Linked DNA regions of Homo sapiens: region 1 is linked to region 2. A link is a loop called in an ENCODE intact Hi-C map of the cell type or tissue named here. Cell type or tissue: IMR-90. All regions are shown on one strand. Links, peaks and the distances in the headings refer to the core of each region. The heading gives the core; the rest is flanking DNA. Region 1 has its middle 8.8 kb from the start of DTX1. Region 2 holds the start of SDSL (serine dehydratase like).

Region 1 (9,742 bases), core at 4,560-7,059, 380 kb before region 2:
GAGGCTGAAGCAGGAGAATCGCTTGAACTCAGGAGGCAGAGATTGCAGTGAGCCAAAACTGCGCCACTGCACTCCAGCCTGGGTGACAGAGCAAGACTCTATCTCAAAAAAAAAAAGAAAAAAGAAGAAAAAAATGAGGAGAGTGGTCCCTGCCTCCCTTGCCTGTGGGGAGACTTAAACAAGTTAATAAATATGTAAAGGTTTGGAAAGTGTGCTATAAAAGAGAATTGAATTTTTAAGTCCATTTCCGCATATCCTTGACCTCTTTCTGGGTGTTAGCTTTGGGACGAAGAGCCCTCCCTGCTTCCTCTCTTCCCCCACCCGCGCCATGCTGGGAAATCTACTGGTGTGTCCTCTGTGGTGTCCCCCTGCAGACTTAGCTTCTAGGTGGACGACAGATGGCTGGCCAGGTGTCAGCCACTTGGCTGGAGGCCAGGCTGGGAGGCCGTGAGACAGGATCAGATTGTCACAACCCAGAGGACAGCAGCTGGTGACGGCCACTTCCTCCACTGCCACTGGGTCACCCCACCTACCTAATAAGGTGAAGTCCCCCAGATAGCCTGTTCATCTTCAAGGGCGCTGGGCAAACCAACCATTAGCCTGACACTAAGAAGACCCAAGTCAACCCTCCACGAGTGCCTTCCTCTATGGGACCTTCATCTCTACTAAGGTTCAGGCGTCCATTTGCTCCCTCCCCAAATATTTAAACAGCATTAATTATGCACCAACACTGTTGGTTGCCTACCTAGCAGTCATTCCTCCTTTTTACCTTGCCCCCCAAATTCCACCCAGTCCCAGGGGATGTCTTGCTTGGTCTAAGCCAATCCTGGCATCCTGTGCCTCCTTGCCAGTGCACGGTCAGGAGGGACATGTGACCCAGTCTGGCCAATTAAACATAAAGAGAATTCTGCTAAGAGATTCTAGGAAGACTGTCTTTCTATTAAGAGAGAGATGCAGCCAGGCTTATACCTGTAATCCCAACGCTTTGGGAGGTCAAGGCAGGAGGATTGCTTGAGGCCAGAAGTTCCAGACCAGCCTGAGCAATATAGCCACACCCCATCTCTACAAACAAACAAAAAAATTAATTAGCTGGATGTGACGGTGCATGCCTGTAGGTCCCAGCTACTTGGGAGGCTGAGACAGGAGGATCGCTTGAACCTAGGAACTGGAGGCTGCAGTGAGCTATAATGATGCCACTGTACTCCAGCATGGACAACAGAATGAGGCCCTGTCTCTAAAGAGAAAGAGAGAGAGAGAGAGAGAGAGAGAGATGGGTCAGGAAACGAAAAGACCTTTTCAATCTTCCTTCTTCCCTTTTGCTCTGGATGCTGCTGTTTGAGGTTGTGATTTCTGGAGCTTCAGCAGCCATCTTGTGACCTTGAGATGACAATGCTAATTCTGAAATATCAACATGTCAGGGATGGAAAGCAGAAGAACTTTGATGGCTGGGATGGTTAGTTTTAAAAGTCAACTCGGATAGGCTGTAGGGCCCAGATGTTTGGTAATCATCAGTCTAGACGTTGGTGTAAAGGTATTTTTAGATATGAAACAGTAGAGTTTGAGTACAGCGATTATCCTCCATAGCATGGGTGGGTTCAGCCAATGAGTTAAAGCCTTAGGAGAAAAAGACCAAGGTCCCCGCAGGGAGAAGAAATTATCTCTCCAGACTGCTTATGACTCAAGCTGAAGCATCAGCTCTTCCCTGGGTCTCCAGCCTGTCCTGCAGATTTGGACTTGCCAGCCTCTGAAATCATGTAATTCAATTCCTAGAGAGGAGGGAGGGAGAGAGGGAGGGAGAAAGGAAGGAAGGAAGAAAGGGAGGGAAGAGAAGGGAATGGAAGGGAAGGGAAGGGAAGGGAAGGGAAGGGAAGGGAAGGGAGGGAGTGTGGGAAAAAGAAAAGAAGGAAAGAAGGAGGGAAGGAGGGAGGGAGGAAGGAAGGAAAGGAAGGGAAGGGAGGGAGTGTGGGAAAAAGAAAGGAAAGAAGGAGGGAAGGAGGGAGGGAGGAAGGAAGGGAAGGGAAGGGAGGGAGGGAAGGATGGAGGGGGGAAAAGGAAGGAGGAGGGGGAGTGGGGGAAGGAGGGAGGAAGGAAAGAAGGAAAGGGGAAAGAGGAAGAAAGGAAAGAATGGAGGAAGCAAGGGAGGGAGAAAGGAAAGAAGAAAGGAGGAAGAAGGAAGGAAGGAAGGAAGCTACAGAGAGAGAGAGATACACATTTTATTGGTTCTGATTCTCTGGAAAACCCTGACCCATATAATGGCTTTGGGATGGGATGGCGGGGGGATGCTCCTGACCTAAGGACTCCTCATGAAGAATAAGAGTGTCCTCATGGTCTAAGCCTCTCTAAGTTGGGTTTTCTGTTATTTGCAGCCCAAGCATCCTGGTTAGTGCACCTGCTCTATCATTTCTATTGCTGCTTGAAAAGCCACCCCAAAACTAAGTGACTAAAGGCAACAACCAGGTATTATCTCTCATAAATCTACAGGTCAGCCAAGCAGGTGTGCCAGTCTTAGCTGGGCTCACTTATGCCTCTGCCTCGACAGGCATGTTGGTTGAGATAGATGGTCTAGCACCATCTATGTGCTAGGCATGATCCTGGATTTTTTATTTATTTATTTTGCTATCAATAAAGGACACTATTGGGACAATTGGCAAAATACAAATAACAGCTATAGATTAGGTCATTGTATTTTGATTACCTGATTGTGATCATTGTACTGTGGTCAGGTAAAAGAATTTCCTTATATTAGGGAATACATATATTGAAGCACTAGGGGGTATAGTGGTATAGTGTATGCAGTTCATCCTCAAATGTTTCAGAAAATTTTATATATCCATGTATTGTGTTTGTGTGTGTGTGTGTGTGTGTGTGTGTGTATACAGAGAGAGAGAGAGAAAAGAAGCAGGAGGAGGAGGAAGAAGAAGAGGAGGAGGAAGAAGAGGAGGAGGAGAAGGGGGAGGAGGAGGAAGAGGAAGAAATCAAATATAAGGTTAACATTTGAGGAATCCAGGTGAAAGGTATAAAGAATTTATTGTACTCTTTGTAAGTTCTCTATAAGCTCCCAAATTAATTTAAAATAAAATTTTTAACAAAAAAAAAAAAAAAAAGGAAAGGAGCCAGGGTTCAAACTTGATTTGGGGCTTTCCGTAGGAGACCAGGGTTACACACTGACTCCTAGGGTCCCAGAGTTCATCTCAGGTCAATCTGAGGCTCTCTCAAACTCAACTAAAACATCCTCAACAAAAACAGCATGAGGATGAAGCCCTTTAGCCAGGAGAATTATGGCGGTGATGCTTTCACTGAAGCAAAGGTTGTCGCCCTCATTTTTACTTTGGGGGAATTTAGATTTTGGTAGGTAGGATTTTCTTTAGCCATCAGTGCCCATAGGAAGGCAGAATAGGATATTGGGTTAGAATCCTGGTTGTACCATTTAGTTGCCATATGACTTTGAACAAACAAATTGAGTTTTCCATGTCTCGGTTTCCTCATCTGTAAAATGAAGAACTTAATAGTAGACATCACATAGGGTTGTTATGGATTAAATCCATTAAAATGTCTGTAAGGAGCTGGGGACAGTGCCAGTCACAGGAGTAATGCTCTGTAATTGCTACTTGTCATCATCACCACCATCATCACCAAGATTAATAGGATTTCCATTAGGATTCTTGACTTTAGAGTCAAGAAATCCAACTTGGAGCCAGTGATGCATGCAGCACTTACTCATTGGTGACACTGAGTTAGTTACTTGTCCCATCAAACCACAGTGTCCTTATCTGTAAAATGGGAATGATACTAACCACTGGGCATGTGACATATTCAGCCTGGTGTTGGGCACACAGGAGGCCTCATTGGTGGCTGGGAGAAAAACTACCTGGAAAACCCACTCAGATGGCTACTATTATTTTAATAAAAGAAAAGAAAGAAAATAACAAGTGTTGGTGAGGATGTAGAAACATTGGAACCCTGTGTACTCTCGGTGGGCCTGTAAAATGCTCTGGGAACAGTATGACAGTTCCTCAAAAATTAAAAATAGAATTACTATATTGTATTCACTCTGGCTGCCATAAGAAAATATCAGGCCGGGTGTGGTGGCTCACACCTGTAATCCCGGCACTTTGGGGGGCCAAGGTGAGTGGATCACCTGAGGTGAGGAGTTCAAGACCAGCCTGGCCAACATGGCAAAACCCTATCTCTACTAAAAATACAAAAAATTAGCCGGGCGTGTTGGCGTGCACCCGTAGTCCCAGCTACCTGATAGGCTGAGGTAGGAGAATCGCTTGAACCCGGGGGGTGGAGGTTGCAGTGAACCAAGGTTGCACCACTTCACTCCAGCCTGGGAGACAAAGCAAGGCTGTCAAAAAATAAAGAAAGAAAGAGAGAGAGGGAGGGAGGGAGGGAGGGAGGAAGGAAGGAAGGAAGGAAGGAAGGAAGGAAGGAAGGAAGGAGAAAGAAGGACAGAGAGAGAAAGAAAGAAAGAAAGAAAGAAAGAAAGAAAGAAAGAAAGAAAGAAAGAAAGAAAAGAAAAGAAAAGAGAAAAGAAAATATCATAGACTGGTGGCTTAAACAACAGAAATTTACTTCCGACAGTTCTGGAGGCTGGAAGTTTGGGATCAGGGTGCCAGCATGGTCTGGTTCTTGTGAGACCCCCATCCCTGGCTTACAGGCTGCTGTCTTCTTGATACTCCCTCACACAGCCATTCCTCATTGCCTGTATGCACAGGGAAGGAGAAAGAGAGATCCCTGTCTCTCCTCTTCTTATAAGGCTACCCATTTTTATCAAGTTAGTACTCCATCCTTATGACCCCTTTTGATTTTTTTTTCTTTTGAAAAGGAGTCTCACTCTGTCACCCAGGCTGGAGTGCAGTGGCGCGATCTTGGCTCACTGCAACCTCTCTCTCCAGGGTTCAAGGGATTCTCTTGCCTCAGCCTCCGGAGAAGCTGGCACTACAGGAGCGTGCCACCACACCTGGCTAATTTTTGTATTTTTAGTAGAGACGAGGTTTCACCATGTTGGTCCAGCCTGGTCTCGAATCCTGACCTCAAGTGATCTATCCATCTCTGCCTCCCAAAGTGCTGAGATTACAGGCGTGAGCCACAGCGCCCAGCCCCTTATGATCTTAATTACCTCCTAAAAGCCCTATCTCCAAATACAGTCACATTGCAGGTGAGGGCTTCAACATATGAAAAGGGGAGCGGGGAGTTCAGTCTAGCACATATGATCCAGCAATCTCGCTTCTGGGGATACACCCAAAAGAAGTGACAACAAAGTCTGGAAGAGATATTTGTACACCCATACTCATAACAGCTCTATTCACAATGACCAACAGGTAGAAGCAACTCAAGGGTCCACTGACAGATGAACAGATAACAAATAGATAACAAAATGTGGTCTATACCTACAGTGGAATATGCTTCGCCCTAAATAGGAAGAGAATCCCGACACAGCTACAACATGGGGAAACCTTGAGGACATTACGCTCAGTGAAATAAGCCAGGCACAAAAAGGCAAACACTGCATGCTTCCACTTATAGGAGGTACTGGACTAGTCAAGTTCTTAGAGACAGAAAGTAGAACAGTGGGTGCTACAGCCTGGAGGGAGGGGAAAATGGGAAAATTCTTGTTTAAAGGGTACAGTTTCAGTTTTGCAAGATGAAAAAGTACAGAAATCGGTTGTAAGACAATGTGTATATGCTTAACACTTAGCTTAGATAGAATTGAGATGGTAAATTTTATGGTATGCATGTTTACTGCAACAAAAAAATTAAAAATAAATTATCTGGAAATGTCTCCAGCATTAGAACGAGGGACCAAAATAGACCACTAGGGGGCGTTCTATACACACGCTCCCATTTCATTTCCCGGCCCTGCCTGCTGGACTCAGGCGGTTGATTTGTACAGGGAGGAAAAGGTCTAGGGTTCCTCTCTCTTTTCTGCTCCCCCCACCCTTCCCCAAATGAACCAGCTCTGCATAAGCAACACACACACACACACACACACACACACACACACAAACACACCTCCCCCCAACTCCCTCTCTTAGTCCCCTAGCCACACTAAACTTCCACCACACCCCAGGCCACACTAACTCTAAACCCCGTTCTTTCTCTGGGTTCCTTCTCTCCACGTTGGAGACACAGCGAATTCCAGATTGAGTGTTCCCACTTCGCCTGGCTGCTCATAGGCCTTCTCGATGGCCCAGGAGCTGGGGAAGAGAGGACAGGAGGCAAGGACCCACCCACCCACACTATAAAGGAGAGAAACTGTGGTCCCCAAAGACAAAGGGACACCACAATGGAAATAGATCAGACACCTCATATCCCAGGTGCAAGAGCTCCGAGGTCAGCCAGACCTGGGGTTTTCAGGCTCAAATACTCACTGTGTATGCCACAACCTCTACTGCCTCAGTTTCCCCACCTGTAAAATCTGTAATAATGCCTGTCAGAGTTGTTGGGAGGATTAAAAGAGCATAATAAGGTGGCTCAGGGTTGTAATCCCAGCACTTTGGGATGCCGAGGTGGATCACTTAAGGTCAGGAGTTTGAGAACAGCCTGGCCAACATGGTGAAACCCTGTCTCTACTAAACATACAAAAATTAGCCAGGCATGGTGGCTCATGCCTGTAATCCCAGCTACTTGGGAGGCTGAGGCAAGAGAATCACTTGAACCTGGGTGGAGGAAGTTGCAGTGAGCTGAGATCATGCCACTGCACTCCAGTCTGAGTGACAGAGCGAGACCCTGTCTCAAAAGAAAAGAAGAGTGTAATAAAATCCCTGTACCTAGAAATCACTCCATGAATGGGCTAACTGCTATTCCATACCCCTTAGCCGATGCCGCCTGGGTCCCCTTCCATCTCCCAGGGGCTTCTGCTGTGCGAGCACCAACCCTCCAGTTTGCAGTTTCTCTTAAGAAATCTTTCTTGAAGAAACTCACACCATGATCTTCTGGCCACAGGGCCAGTGATTTCACCAGGTAGGACTCACTGGCTTACAAGTAATAGAAACCCCATTAAACCACCTCAAGGAAACTGGGGTGCCTCATGGAACCTAAGGAAAAGTTGAATAGCCAGTCGCTGGGAAGAACCCCTTGGGAAACGCAGGAAACATTCTCCCTCTCTTCTCCCCCGTGTCTCCATCTCTCTCCCTCCCTACGCCTGCTTCTCACATGGCTGCACTCACTTCCTCCAGCCCACTGACCTCCCTGCCATTCCTACAGCATGTCAAGCACCCTGCCACCTAGCGGCCTTCGTACCTGCTGTGCCCTCTACCCAGTACCCTCTTCCTCAGATCTCCCCTTATTCGCTACTCTCCTTCAAGTCATGGCTCAGATGTCACCTGGGTAGTACCTTCCCTGACAAGCTGATTAAAGTTGCAACCCCAGTCTGGACAACATGGCCAAACCCCGTCTCTACAAAATATACAAAAATTAGCCAGGTGTGGTGGTGCACACCTGTAGTCCTAGCTACTTGGGAGGCTGAGATGGAAGGGTCAATTGAGCAAGTGAGGTTGAGGCTGCAGTGAGTTGTGATTGTGCCTCTGCACTCCAGCCTGGGCAACAGAGCAAGACCCTGTCTCAAAAACAGAAAAAACGGCAATCATATCTCCACCCTGAGCACGATCTGGATGATCTAGCCCCTCCCTGCTTACTCGCTTATTTCTTTAATCTTGGTCCACAAAAAAGGGGGTTAATAATGCTCTCATCAGCTTTTAATTAACTGGTTAATTTTAAGAATGGCTGGGCACAGTGGCTCACACCTGTAATCCCGGCACTTTGGGAGGCCAAGGCAGGAGGATCACTTGAGCCCAGGAGTTCAAGACCAGCCTGGGCAACAAAGGGAGACCTTGTCTCTACAAAAATAAAATGAAATAATTAAGTATGGTGGTACATTTCCGTAGCCCCAGCTGAGGCAGGAGAATTGCTTGAGCCCAGGAACTGGAGGCTGCAGAGTGCTGTGATCGCACCACTGCACTGAAACCTGAGCGATCGAGCGAGACCCTGTCTCTTGAAAAAGAAGAAGAATGTAATAAACACCTGTGAAACCACTACCCAAACAAAAGCTAGGATCTTGACAGTGATTTACATCTTACCATATGGCCCCCCAACCTGTGGCGCCACGTTGCCCTCTTAATCCTCATCCTAAATCCTGTATTTATTCTTCCCTTGTTTCCCTTCATACAGTTTATTATCGCATATGTGTGCCCATAATTTTAGTTGCCGTTGACTTTATAAAAAGGGAATCATGTTTATGTAACAGGACATTTTTCATTGAATATTCTATTTCAAAGATCCATCCATATTACGGCGTGTGGCTGTATAGTTCCTTCGTATTGAGTGCTGCGTAATATTTCATCGTGGGAATTAAACCATAATTTATTCATTTGTTCTCTCCAGATGGGCATTTGGGTTATTTCCCAGCTTTGACCACTGTGAACAGAGCTGCTATAAACATCCTTCTATGGGACTCCTGCTGTGAATGGGCAAGAATTTCTCCAAGGTCCATACTCCAGAGTAGAATTGCTGGACCATGGGGTGTATATGTGCTTAACTATCAGAGATAAAGCCGGGCTGTTTTCCAACATGGTTGCACCAAGTCACGTCCCCACCAGTAATGTCTAAGAGGGCTTAATTTTTCTCCACTGCACTTACATTACAAGATGCACTCTATATTTGTGCATTTATTTACTTTTTCTCTCCTGCCACCTAGAAGGTCAGCTTCTAGGAGAGCAAGCGTTTTATGTCTTTTATTCATCATTGTATCTTCAGTGCCTAGAATGGTATCTGGCACATAGCAGGTGCTCAGTAAACATCATCTGATTAGATGAATAAATGGATGGCTCTAAATGGGCCCTAAAAGCTCGCAATATCACATATGATTAGCCCAACTACCTAGAGACAGGTTGACAACCATCTCTCAGTTTTAATCCCTTAAATCCAGGGAAAGAACCATTGGCCAAAGCCTACAAATACCTGGACCCCCCAGCCAACTACATCAGTTTCTGAGGGTGGGGCTTGGACATGGGTAATTTGTATGCACTCTGCAGGAGATTCTCACATGAATCCAGGGTGGGACCCAGTGCTCTGGGGTGGGGAGGGCGTTCATCTCACCATCTCGCCCATAGATGCTCAAGCTGCTTTCAACTCCGGCTGTATGTGAATTTCAGAGCAAGACCCTGGGATGAATCTGTGCTCACCTGGAACCAGCCTCTGCCTGGTGATGGGGAGACACTGCTCCCAGGAACCATGACCTGCACACATGGCCACGAGAGCAGTGCCCACCTTAACCTTGGGCCTGCAGACCCTCCTCGCTAAGCAAAGCCGGCTGTGGATGTCACCCTTCTGAGGCTTCTCCAATTCTACTGCCCATTCTCAGCAGGCAGCAAAAGACCTTTCACCACTCGCACCCCACCAGTGTCCTACAGGCCCAAGGAACACTCTGACTTCCAGGGGCCCCATTTCAGTCCCCAGAGACACCCAAACAGTCCTTCTCACTCTGTTTCCTGTTTTCCACTTAAACTTTTTCTCAACTGCTGAAGGGGAGGTCACAGCTGGTCTGCACAGAAGAATGTAGAGGGCTGGAGAGAAGGGCTCAAAAAAGCCTAACTCACTCGGCTCCACAGGCTGGGGACAGGGGTGGCATGTGTCTCCCAGGGCTCATACCCTAATGCACATGCCCCTAATACGGTCTTCAGTGTTACTCATCTTGTTTTGTGTCCCCTTCCAGACTCTCCTGTACCTAGACCAGGGCTGG
Region 2 (9,742 bases), core at 3,187-5,686:
CACCCCTGCCTTCTCCCTCCCAGCCCCACTGGATACTACCCTGACCCTGGAATATATCATGTTTTTCATTTCCAGACCTTTGCACTCCCTGTGCCTGACTCCTGGCTCCACTCAGACTTCCCCTCCTCCAGGAAGCCTCCCCAGCCCCCCAGGGCCAGGCGGGGTGCCTGCTCTGGGTTCCACAGCCCTGCCCCACCCTGCCAGCTGCTAACATCTGATAGCACTAATAAGTGCTCTCTAATGGCCCTCTCTAAGGGCTTTGTGAAGGCAGAGGACATGCTATTTTGTTTGAGGCCAAAGTTCCAGGGATTGGCACATAGTAGGTGTCCAATAAACATTTAATGAATGAATGAATGGTCAGTCATTCATCTGAGTAGCAAATAATTGCTTGGGTTCTCATGCTGCGTGTAAAATATCCGAGACGGAGAGGTGCTTCAGACAAAAATATACCTTTCCCATGTCACAAATAATAATTATAATAATTGTTTCCTTGGCCAGGTGCAGTGGCTCACGCCTGTAATCCCAGCACTTTGGGAGGCAGAGGCAAGCAGATCACCTGAGGACAGGAGTTCGAGACTGGCCTGGCCAACATGGTCAAACCCTGTCCCTACTAAAAATACAAAAATTAGCTGGCGTGGTGGTGGGTGCCTGTAAACCTGGCTACTTGGGAGGCTGAAGTGGGAGAATCGCTTGAATCCAGGAGGCGGAGGTAACAGTGAGCCGAGATCGCACCATTGCACTCCAGCCTGGGGGACAAGAATGAAACTGTGTCTCAAAAAAAAAAAGTTCCCTTGTCCTTGTTTTCCCATCCCAGACCTAAGCTGACCCCAACAGTGGTTCAGCATCCGGGACAATCACTAGACCTAAAATGAGAAGACATGGAGATGCCTGCATCCCGGAAGAGATGGCCCAGGGCCAGGGGTAAAGGCTGTCTCTGCCCCTTGCTGTCTGGGAAGCTTTGGCCAAATAAGTTCCCTTTTCTGAGTTTCAGTTTGCTCATCTGTCAAATGAGACAGGGTGGTGCATGAGTCATAGGCAGTGCCCGGGAAAGCGGTGAGGGTTGCTCTCATCCCCTCTCCTCCTCCGTCTTCACCCGGAGGCTTAGGGTCTGGAGCTTTCTCTTTAACAAAGGAGGAGGGACCAAGGTTGCCGGAAGCTGCCTGAAGCTGGACAGAGCCGGTTCCTGGAAAGAGCTGGTTCCCTGGCAGGCTGGAGGGCAGGAGCTGGGGCCACGCTGGTCTGGGATAGTTGGGCAGGGAGGTAAGGGGTCTGGGGCCAGCTGGGGCCCCTGGGGCTCAGTGTGTGTGTGAATGAGAGGCTGATGAGAGGCTGCAGGAGTTTGGGAGGCTTTGGGCAAAGTCCAAGCTGAGCAGGTGGGAGTGAGAGGGCCTGAGCGTGTTCTAGGCCCTCCTGGGAATGTCGATTGAATTCAGGGTGCCCTGCAGAAGAAAGTGTTGTGCTGGGGACCCTGAAGGGCGAGAGTGGGTTCTGCCTGCCAGAGGGGCAGGGTTGGGCATTCTGCCAGCCAAGGGGCCAGCCCGAGGTGTCCCAGCCCTGGCACCAGGGATTTGGCTGTGGAGTGCCACCAAGGTGGCCTCTGGGGAAAGGCTTTGGGGACAAGTGAGGTGGACAGCACTGGTGGTCCTTACCTCAACTCATAGATGTGACAGGTAAGGCCCAGTGACAAAAGTGACTTGGCCAAGGTTGGCATGACTGGGACCTGAGCCTGAGCCCCCTGCTTTCCCCTGGGTTATTCCACAGCAGGGAGACCCAGGTCCCCCATTTCAGCCCTGGTGGCTGCCATACGGGACAAGAGGTGTGTGTCCCTGGGCCAAGACAGCTCAGTCCCAGACCTCAGGTGCCTGATGGGGTCTGGGGTTGATAAGGCTGTTGGCAACTTGGGGCTTTTTCATTTAACTGATGCCTGCTGTCCTCTTGTGAGTCAGTATAACCAAGAGGGCTGGGGAAGCCTGGAAACTGAGCCAGGAGCATTTGGTTCCAAAGGACAATTGGCAATAAATATTAAATGCATGCAGCTTTCATAATAGTAACGATAACACTAGTATATTAGAGAAAGTATAGCATCGCGGTTAATAGCACAGATGCCAAAGACACTGCCTGGTGTGAATTCTGGCTATGCTGTTTCTAACTGTGTGAACTTGGATAAGTTACTTAATCTCTCTGGACCTCAGGTTCACTGTTTATAAAATGGAGTCAATGGTGAGTTAATGACTCATCTGTTGTGAGCCAACAGGTGGCTCACACCTGTTATCCTAGTGTTTTGAGAGGCAGAGACAAGAGATTTACCTGAGGCCAGGAGTTCAAGACCAGCCTGGACAACTCAGCAAAACTGCATCTCTATAAAAATTAAAATATCAGCCGGATACAGTGGTGCATGTCTACAGTTCCAGCTACTCAGGAAGCTGAGGTGGGAGGATTGCTTGAGCCCGGGACTTCAAGGTTACAGTGAGCCATGATCGTGCCACTGCACTCCAGCCCAGGCAACAGAGTGAGACCTTGTCTCTAAAACAAACACCAAAAAAACAAGAAAGCGGAAGGATTATGGAGTAGGGGGAGTTCATCCTGACAATCCCAGGATCCCCAGGGGAAAAATCTGGGGATTTCACCAAAAAGGAAGAGAGACCCAATTCCAAGTGGACAGACACCCAACATGGGTGCCCTTACCATGCAGGCTCATTGAATCCTCACAATAGTCCTGCCATGTACACGCTCTTCTTGCAGTTTGTTGTGTGGTTGGTTGGTTCTCATTTTTCGGGTCTAATTTTTAATTTTTTATTATTTTTTTTGAGACAGAGTTTCCCTCTTACTCTCTAGGCTGGAGTGCAATGGCGCGATCTCGGCTCACTGCAACCTCGCCTCACCGCAACCTCGCCTCTCAGGTTCAAGCAATTCTCCTGCCTCAGCCTCCCGAGTAGCTGGGATTACAGGCATGCGCCACCATGCCCGGCTAATTTTGTATTTTTAGTAGAGACGGGGTTTCTCCATGTTGGCCAGACTGGTCTTGAACTCTTGACCTCAGGTGATCCGCCTGCCTCTGCCTCACAAAGTGCTGGGATTACAGGCATGAGCCACCGCGCCCTGTCTCAGTTCTTAGTTTTAATGGTCACTTCCTCTAAGAGGTCTTTCCTGACCTCCATACCCAAAGTAGGTCCCCTTGTTCTTCTCTTTAGGACTCCCTATATGCGTGTTTCCCTCTTAGAAGTTTTCAACATTTCTGATTATTTTGTTTGTCTATGCAGTTATTTGTTAAGTGCCCATCTCATCAGGCTATAATTCAGCTCCAAGGTTGATGTCTATCTTGTCCACAGTGGTATCCCCTGTTGCTAGGTCAGGGCCTGCATCTTGTAGGTGCCCTGTAAACATGCTAAAGTAAGGGTAAGCAGGTCACCATGCTCAAAGCATGACACAAGGTATCAGTGAGATAACGTCTCCAGAGGACTCAGCTGATGACTGGCACATAATAGGGACTCAACAAATGACAGATGTTATTCTCTCTCTCTCTCTTTTTTTTTTTTTAAAGACAGTCTCACTCTGTTGCCCAGGCTGGAGAACAGTGGTGAGATCTTGGCTCACTGCAATCTCCACCTCCCAGGTTCAAGCAATTCTCCCACCTCAGCCTCCCAAGTAGCTGGGACTACAGGTGTGCACCACCACACCCGGCTAATTTTTGTATTTTTAGTAGAGACGGGGTTTCACCATGTTGGCCACGCTGGTCTTGAACTCCTGACCTCAAGGGATCCACCCGCCTCAGCCTCCCAAAGTGCTGGGATTATAGGCATGAGCCACTGCACCTGGCCAATGTTATTCTTATTAACTTACACCACAACCTGTGAGTTGGGGACTGTTTTTATCCCCATTTTAGAGAAGGGGAAACAGGCACAGAGAGGTTGTGACACTTGTTTGGGTCACACAGCCAGGAAGTCGGAGCTGGTTTCTAACTTTTGCTTCTGGTCGACCCCAAAGCCTGTGCTCTTGGGGTCCAGGGTTGAGCTGAGGCCTAGGCTGGGGTATGCGGCATTTGGGGATCAGTGATGACCCATGGGCTTCTTTCCCCTGATGCCCGAAGCTGAGAGGTGCCCTGGGTGGGACTGGGAAGAGGTGGCTCAGGCTGTGCCCTGCCCGAGGGGGCCCTGAGGATTCTCAAGGCTATTCTGACAAGGGCGTGGGGTCAAACTCAGGGCCAAGAGACCCTGATCTCTCTGATCTTGGAACCCCAGCCATGACTTAAGGGTGGACAAGAAGGTTAGGTTTGTGAGTGGGCAGGGGAAGTTGCAGCGCCCCCCCTAGCGGCCAATAATGGAATGGTGGGGACCGGCCCAGTGCTTTTCTGCCTGGGACAAGAGGAGCTGGCTGTATTTTTTCCTTTTTTTTTCTCTACTATTTTTCCTCCCTCTCATTTCCTCCATCTCTTCTTTTCGTCCTTACCCACTGGTCCATTCACACACAGCTCCTCGGCTTCAAACCTCTCAAAGGGCTGAGCGCGGTGGCTCACGGATGTAGTCCCAGCACTTCGGGAGGCCGAGGTGGGCAGATCACTTGAGCTCAGGAGTTTGAGACCAGCCAACATGGTGAAACCCCGTCTCTACAAAAAATACAAAAAATTAATCAGGCGTGGTGACGTGTGCCTGTGGTCCCAGTTACTCGGGAGGCTGAGGCAGGAGAATCGCTTGAACCCGGGAGGCAGAGGGTGCAGTGAGCAGAGATTGCACCACTGCACTCCAGCCTGGGCAAGAGCGAGACTCCCTTTCAAAACACCACGACCACCACCAACACCACCACCACCTCCACCACCACCTCCCAATGGCTTTCCATTGCAGGTAGAATTTGAATAACAACCAAACTCCTCTCCGTGGGCGGGAACCCCCTGCTGGCACCCTTGTCCACATCTCCGCCCTCACCCCCTACCCTCACCTCCTGCCCCAAACCCCTTCTGTCTGCATCCGCGGCACCCCAAAGTGCATTTCTCCCTCGAGGTGGTCCTGGCTGCTGTTCTCTGTAGGAACTTTTCCTCTTGGCTCTCTTCCTGTCATCCATTTCAAAGTTCCCCTTTCAAGAACGTACAGATGGAGGCAGAGTTAAAAGACCCCTCAGCCAATCAAAATGCACGGATCTGATTTGCATCCTGATTCAAACCGTGAAAAACCCCAAACCACAACCAACCACAGAATCAGCCACTGATCATATTTAATGGGATGATTTGAAATGTGAACAATTAACAGATATTTGATGATATGAAAAAATTATATTTTTAGATGTGATCATAGTATTGTGATTACATTTTTAAAAAAATTAGCCTCAGTGAGGTATAATTTACATAAAATAAAATTAGCCCACTTTAAGTATAGAATTCAATGTGTTTGAACAAATGTATGTACAGTCATGAAACCATATGGTTACATATAAAAAAGGAGTTCTTAGGCCAGATGCAGTGACTCGCGCCTGTAATCCCAGCAGTTTGGGAGGCTGGGGCAGGAGGATCCCTTGAGCCTAGGAGTTTGAGACCAGCCTGGGCAACATAGTGAGACCCTATCTCTACAAAAAAGTACAAAAATTAGCCAGACGTGGTGATGTGTGCCTGTAGTCCCAGCTACTCAGGAGGCTGAGGTGGGAGGACTGCTTGAGCCTGAGAGGTCGAGGCTGCAGAGAGCTGTGATTACAGTACTGCACTCCAGCCTGGGTGACAGAGTGAGACTCTGTCTCAAAAACACAAGTTCTTTACCTCCAGAGAGACATGCTGAAATATTTACAGGTGAAATAATATAAAAGAATAATAGTAATTAAGGGGTAAATAATGACACAGGAAGGGGGAGTGGGCACCGATAGGGGAGCGAGTTAGACCATGAGTTGATTGCTGAAGCTGAAGGGTTTTTGTTTGTTTGTTTGTTTTTGAGACGGAGTCTCGATCTGTCACCCAGGCTGGAGTGCAGTGGCACAACCTTGGCTCACTGCAACCTCCGCCTCCCAGGTTCAAGTGATTCTCCTGCCTCAGCCTTCTGAGTAGCTGGAATTACAAGTGTGTGTACCATCATGCCTGGCTAATTTTTGTATTTTTAGTAGAGACAGGGTTTTACCTTGTTGGCCAGGCTGGTCTCGAACTCCTGACCTCAAGTGATCTGCCTGCCTTGGCCTCCCAAAATGCTGGGATTACAGGCGTGAGCCGCTGTGCCCCTGCCAGCTGAAGGTCTTTATACAGTTCTCAATACTTTTGCTATGTTTACATTTTCCATAACAAACGTTTTTACAAAGTTTTCCTCCTGAGAGATGTCTTTCATGATTGCTTTTGCTAAAATAACACCCCATACCCTCTGCAAGTCACTCCTATTTGAAATTCTGTGACTTTTCCTAGTGGGAGGTTTTTTATGACTCGTGGGTCCCCAAACCTGGAAATGCCTGGCACATAGTAGGTGCTGAATAAGTATTTTTTGACTGAGGAATGAATTCTCCCACTCTCTCATTCATTTCTCACCATATATTGGCCACTTTCTACATCCCCAGCACAGCCACACTTATGGAATGAAAGGACCCCAGGCCAAACTTCTTTGACCAGATGGGGAAACTGAGGCCCAGAGAGTCACAGATACTTGATGGGGGTCTCACAGCTCAGCAGCTGGATGAAGTGAAGGGCACCTAAGCCAAGGGCTTTCTCCACCTTCCCCTCCCTGTCCTGGTTAAGGGAACTCTTGATGGGGACTGCCTGGGTGGTGACTTTGTGTCCTCCTGCAGGCTGTCTACCTGGTCTCCAGAATGGACGGCCCTGTGGCAGAGCATGCCAAGCAGGAGCCCTTTCACGTGGTCACACCTCTGTTGGAGAGCTGGGCGCTGTCCCAGGTGGCGGGCATGCCTGTCTTCCTCAAGTGTGAGAATGTGCAGCCCAGCGGCTCCTTCAAGATTCGGGGCATTGGGCATTTCTGCCAGGAGGTGAGGGTGTGTGGGAAGGAGGGGAGAAGTGAGGTTGTGCAGGAGGGAGGGAAGAGTGAGGGGTGTGGGCTGGGGACGGGTTCGGGCAGGAGGGGAAACATGAACTCGTGCAGATGGGAGGGGAAAGGTAAGGGCAGGGCTGTGGGCAGGATGAGGGGTAAAGGCGTATTGGGAGTGGGATGGGGAGACTCTAACGCCATTCCACATAGGCCTTCATGACACCTGCTTGGGTTAGCCGCTAACCCCATTCCTTCTCTTCCCAGATGGCCAAGAAGGGATGCAGACACCTGGTGTGCTCCTCAGGTGACCCCACCTTTTTTTGTTTCATGGGCAGAGGTTGGGGGAGGAGGAATAGGCTGGAGCGGCAGTACACATCCAGGGTTGGTCTCCTCTTAAAGGCCCAGCCTCATCAAGGTCATTGATGAGATGACTACTGTGTACATCCCATCCTAGCCTTCTCCCATAGTTCAGGACTCATGATGGTAGCAAGTGCCAGAAACCCAATTCATATAGGTTTAAGCTACAGGCTCTAAGAATGGAAAATTCTTGGGATAAGTGGCTTTCAGGCACAGGGGGATCCAGGAGCTCTCCTCTCTGTCTCTCCTTCTCTGGACTTTGCTTTCCTGCATATTAGCTTTATTTTTAGGTGGGCCTCATGGTAGCAAGATGGCCACCAGGAATTCCAGCCTTGCATCCTACCAGCCTCCCAACCCTAGGGAAAAGGGAGCACCCCTTCTCGATGCCTCGCCTCAATCCTGGAATTGTTTTTTTTTTTTGGCCCCGCTTGGGTGGCGTCTTCATCCTTGAACCAATCATGGGTTGGGGGATTAGGTTCTGATTGGCTCAACCTAAATTATGTGTCCCCCTCTTGAGTGGAGGAAGGAGTCAATGGGGCATATGAATGTTGGGGACGAGTGACTCTGAAGGGATATGGAGGGGGAGGGGAAGGCATATCAAAGGCCAATCAGCTCTGCCCACTGCCCCTTTCCTCCTTTCTGCACAGGGGGTAATGCGGGCATCGCTGCTGCCTATGCTGCTAGGAAGCTGGGCATTCCTGCCACCATCGTGCTCCCCGAGAGCACCTCCCTGCAGGTGGTGCAGAGGCTGCAGGGGGAGGGGGCCGAGGTTCAGCTGACTGGAAAGGTAAGGGCTCTGGGAAGGGGAGAACCATCTGGGTGGGCTGCTCTCCTTCACCTCACCCCACCCCTAAGACATCCTGTCTCCTTTTCCTTTCGATGAGCTGTGGCTGGGACCCAGTCCTCTCTCAGGATAGCTGAGCTGAGGGGGGAATGAGGTGGGATGGGTGTTGAGGGCTGGGATCTCCCAACTTTCCTCTGCCCACCCTGAGAAGTACCCCTCATGTGTGAACCAAGACAAATGGGAAGCTGACGATGAACAGGAGACTGTCTGTCTCCTTATATCCTCACCAGCACCTGGTATTATCTACTTTTAACATTTTTGCTGTTAGATAAGACAAGAAGTATCAAGATGATGGCAGCATTAGTTCTCATTCTGAGACCACCCCAATAGAAATGGTATCCACTGAGAAAGATATCACCGGTTCCCTTTGTTACCAAAGAAATAGAGACACAGATACAAAATCTGTCTTTCCTTCTGTGAAGAAGGAAAAAATCATTCAAATAATGGAAAACAGATTTTTAAACCTCTCGAAATTAAAACTAAAAGCCAAACTATGGTACGTTAAAGCTGGTCCCAAATACTTCCTGTATATAGTTTCTTCCCTTTCTTCTGTCCTTCCTTCCCTCCCTCTCTTCTTCTTTCCTTCCTTCATTATTTCCCTCCTTCCCTCTTCCCTCCCTCCCTCCCTCCTTCCCTCCCTCCTTCCTTTCTTCATTCTTTCTCTCCTTCCTTCCTTCTTTTCTCCTTCCTTCCTTCCATTTATTCATCCATCTAACCATCCTTCCACACATCACCCTTTCTCTCTCCTCTCTCCCTTCTTTCCATCCATCCATCCATCCATCCACCCATCCATCCATCCATCAGATATTGATTGAGCACATATTCAGTACCTGCTATGTTAGACATTCTAGAAACACAGAGATAGTAAGACATGGTCTTTACACTCATAAATTTGAGATTATTATGAGGAGACACACAGGTAACCAGATGATGGTAACAAAGTGTGAAAAGTGTTGCCACGGGGGAAGCACAGGGCACCAAGGAAGTCAGAGAGAAGGTGTGTTGTTTTAATCAGCTATTGTTGCTTGGTAATGCTGCATAACAAACAGCCCCCAAATAGCAGCAGCTTATAAGAAACATTTGTTTCCGATGCTTTGGGTCTGTGGGAGGGTTAGGGTGGTTCTGCTTTGGAATGTGGGGAAGGATTAAGGTCTGCAGATGTCCCCTGTGTCTTCCCCAGCCAGTGGCCACTGGGGGCACGTTCTTCTCAAGGGCAATGGCAAGAGGGGTGAGAAGAAACGCATGACGGCTCTTAAGACCTCAGCCCAGAACTGTTACACTGTCAGTTCTGCCATATGCTGTTGGCCAGAGCAAGTCACACAGCTGAGACCAACATCAATGGGGAGGGGACATGTGCTCCACCCACTCTAGTGAGAAGAACAGCAAAGCCACATGGCAAAAATAAAATAAATAAATAAATAGATAAAAAACCTGGGCACTGTGGTGTGCACCTGTAGTCTCAGCTACTCAGGAGGCTGAGTTGGGAGGATCACTTGAGCCCAGGAGTTTGAGGCCAGCCTGGGCAACATAGTAAGAGCATGTCTCTAAAAATAGTAACTATTAAGCCACATGGCAAGGTGTAGGTGTATGATTCTAACAGAGG

Evidence for each region. Hi-C counts contacts between places; a loop is a spot of excess contacts. Peaks named below come from ENCODE experiments on the same cell type or tissue, not always from the same donor. Only the 100,000 strongest peaks of a DNase experiment are listed, where the experiment ranks them.
Region 1: a loop joins it to region 2, with 18 times the contacts of the local background. A loop is called at or near these places in 9 of 110 quality-filtered maps.

The regions. Positions count from the first base shown.
Region 1 is chr12:113,043,017-113,052,758 of GRCh38, forward strand. No RefSeq gene overlaps it. Among named protein-coding and RNA genes, the nearest start is that of DTX1, 8.8 kb to the right of the region's middle. RefSeq lists a silencer at 5,793-5,912 and an enhancer at 6,981-7,150. In IMR-90, for the core only: a CTCF peak has its summit at 5,819 (motif pointing right); no DNase peak of the experiment used is centred there.
Region 2 is chr12:113,421,218-113,430,959 of GRCh38, forward strand. It overlaps SDSL (serine dehydratase like), which reads left to right and starts at 1,163. Exons shown (of 8, transcript NM_001304993.2): 1 at 1,163-1,260; 2 at 6,745-6,939; 3 at 7,203-7,242; 4 at 7,943-8,082. The coding sequence starts at 6,766. In IMR-90, for the core only: a CTCF peak has its summit at 4,309 (motif pointing left); no DNase peak of the experiment used is centred there.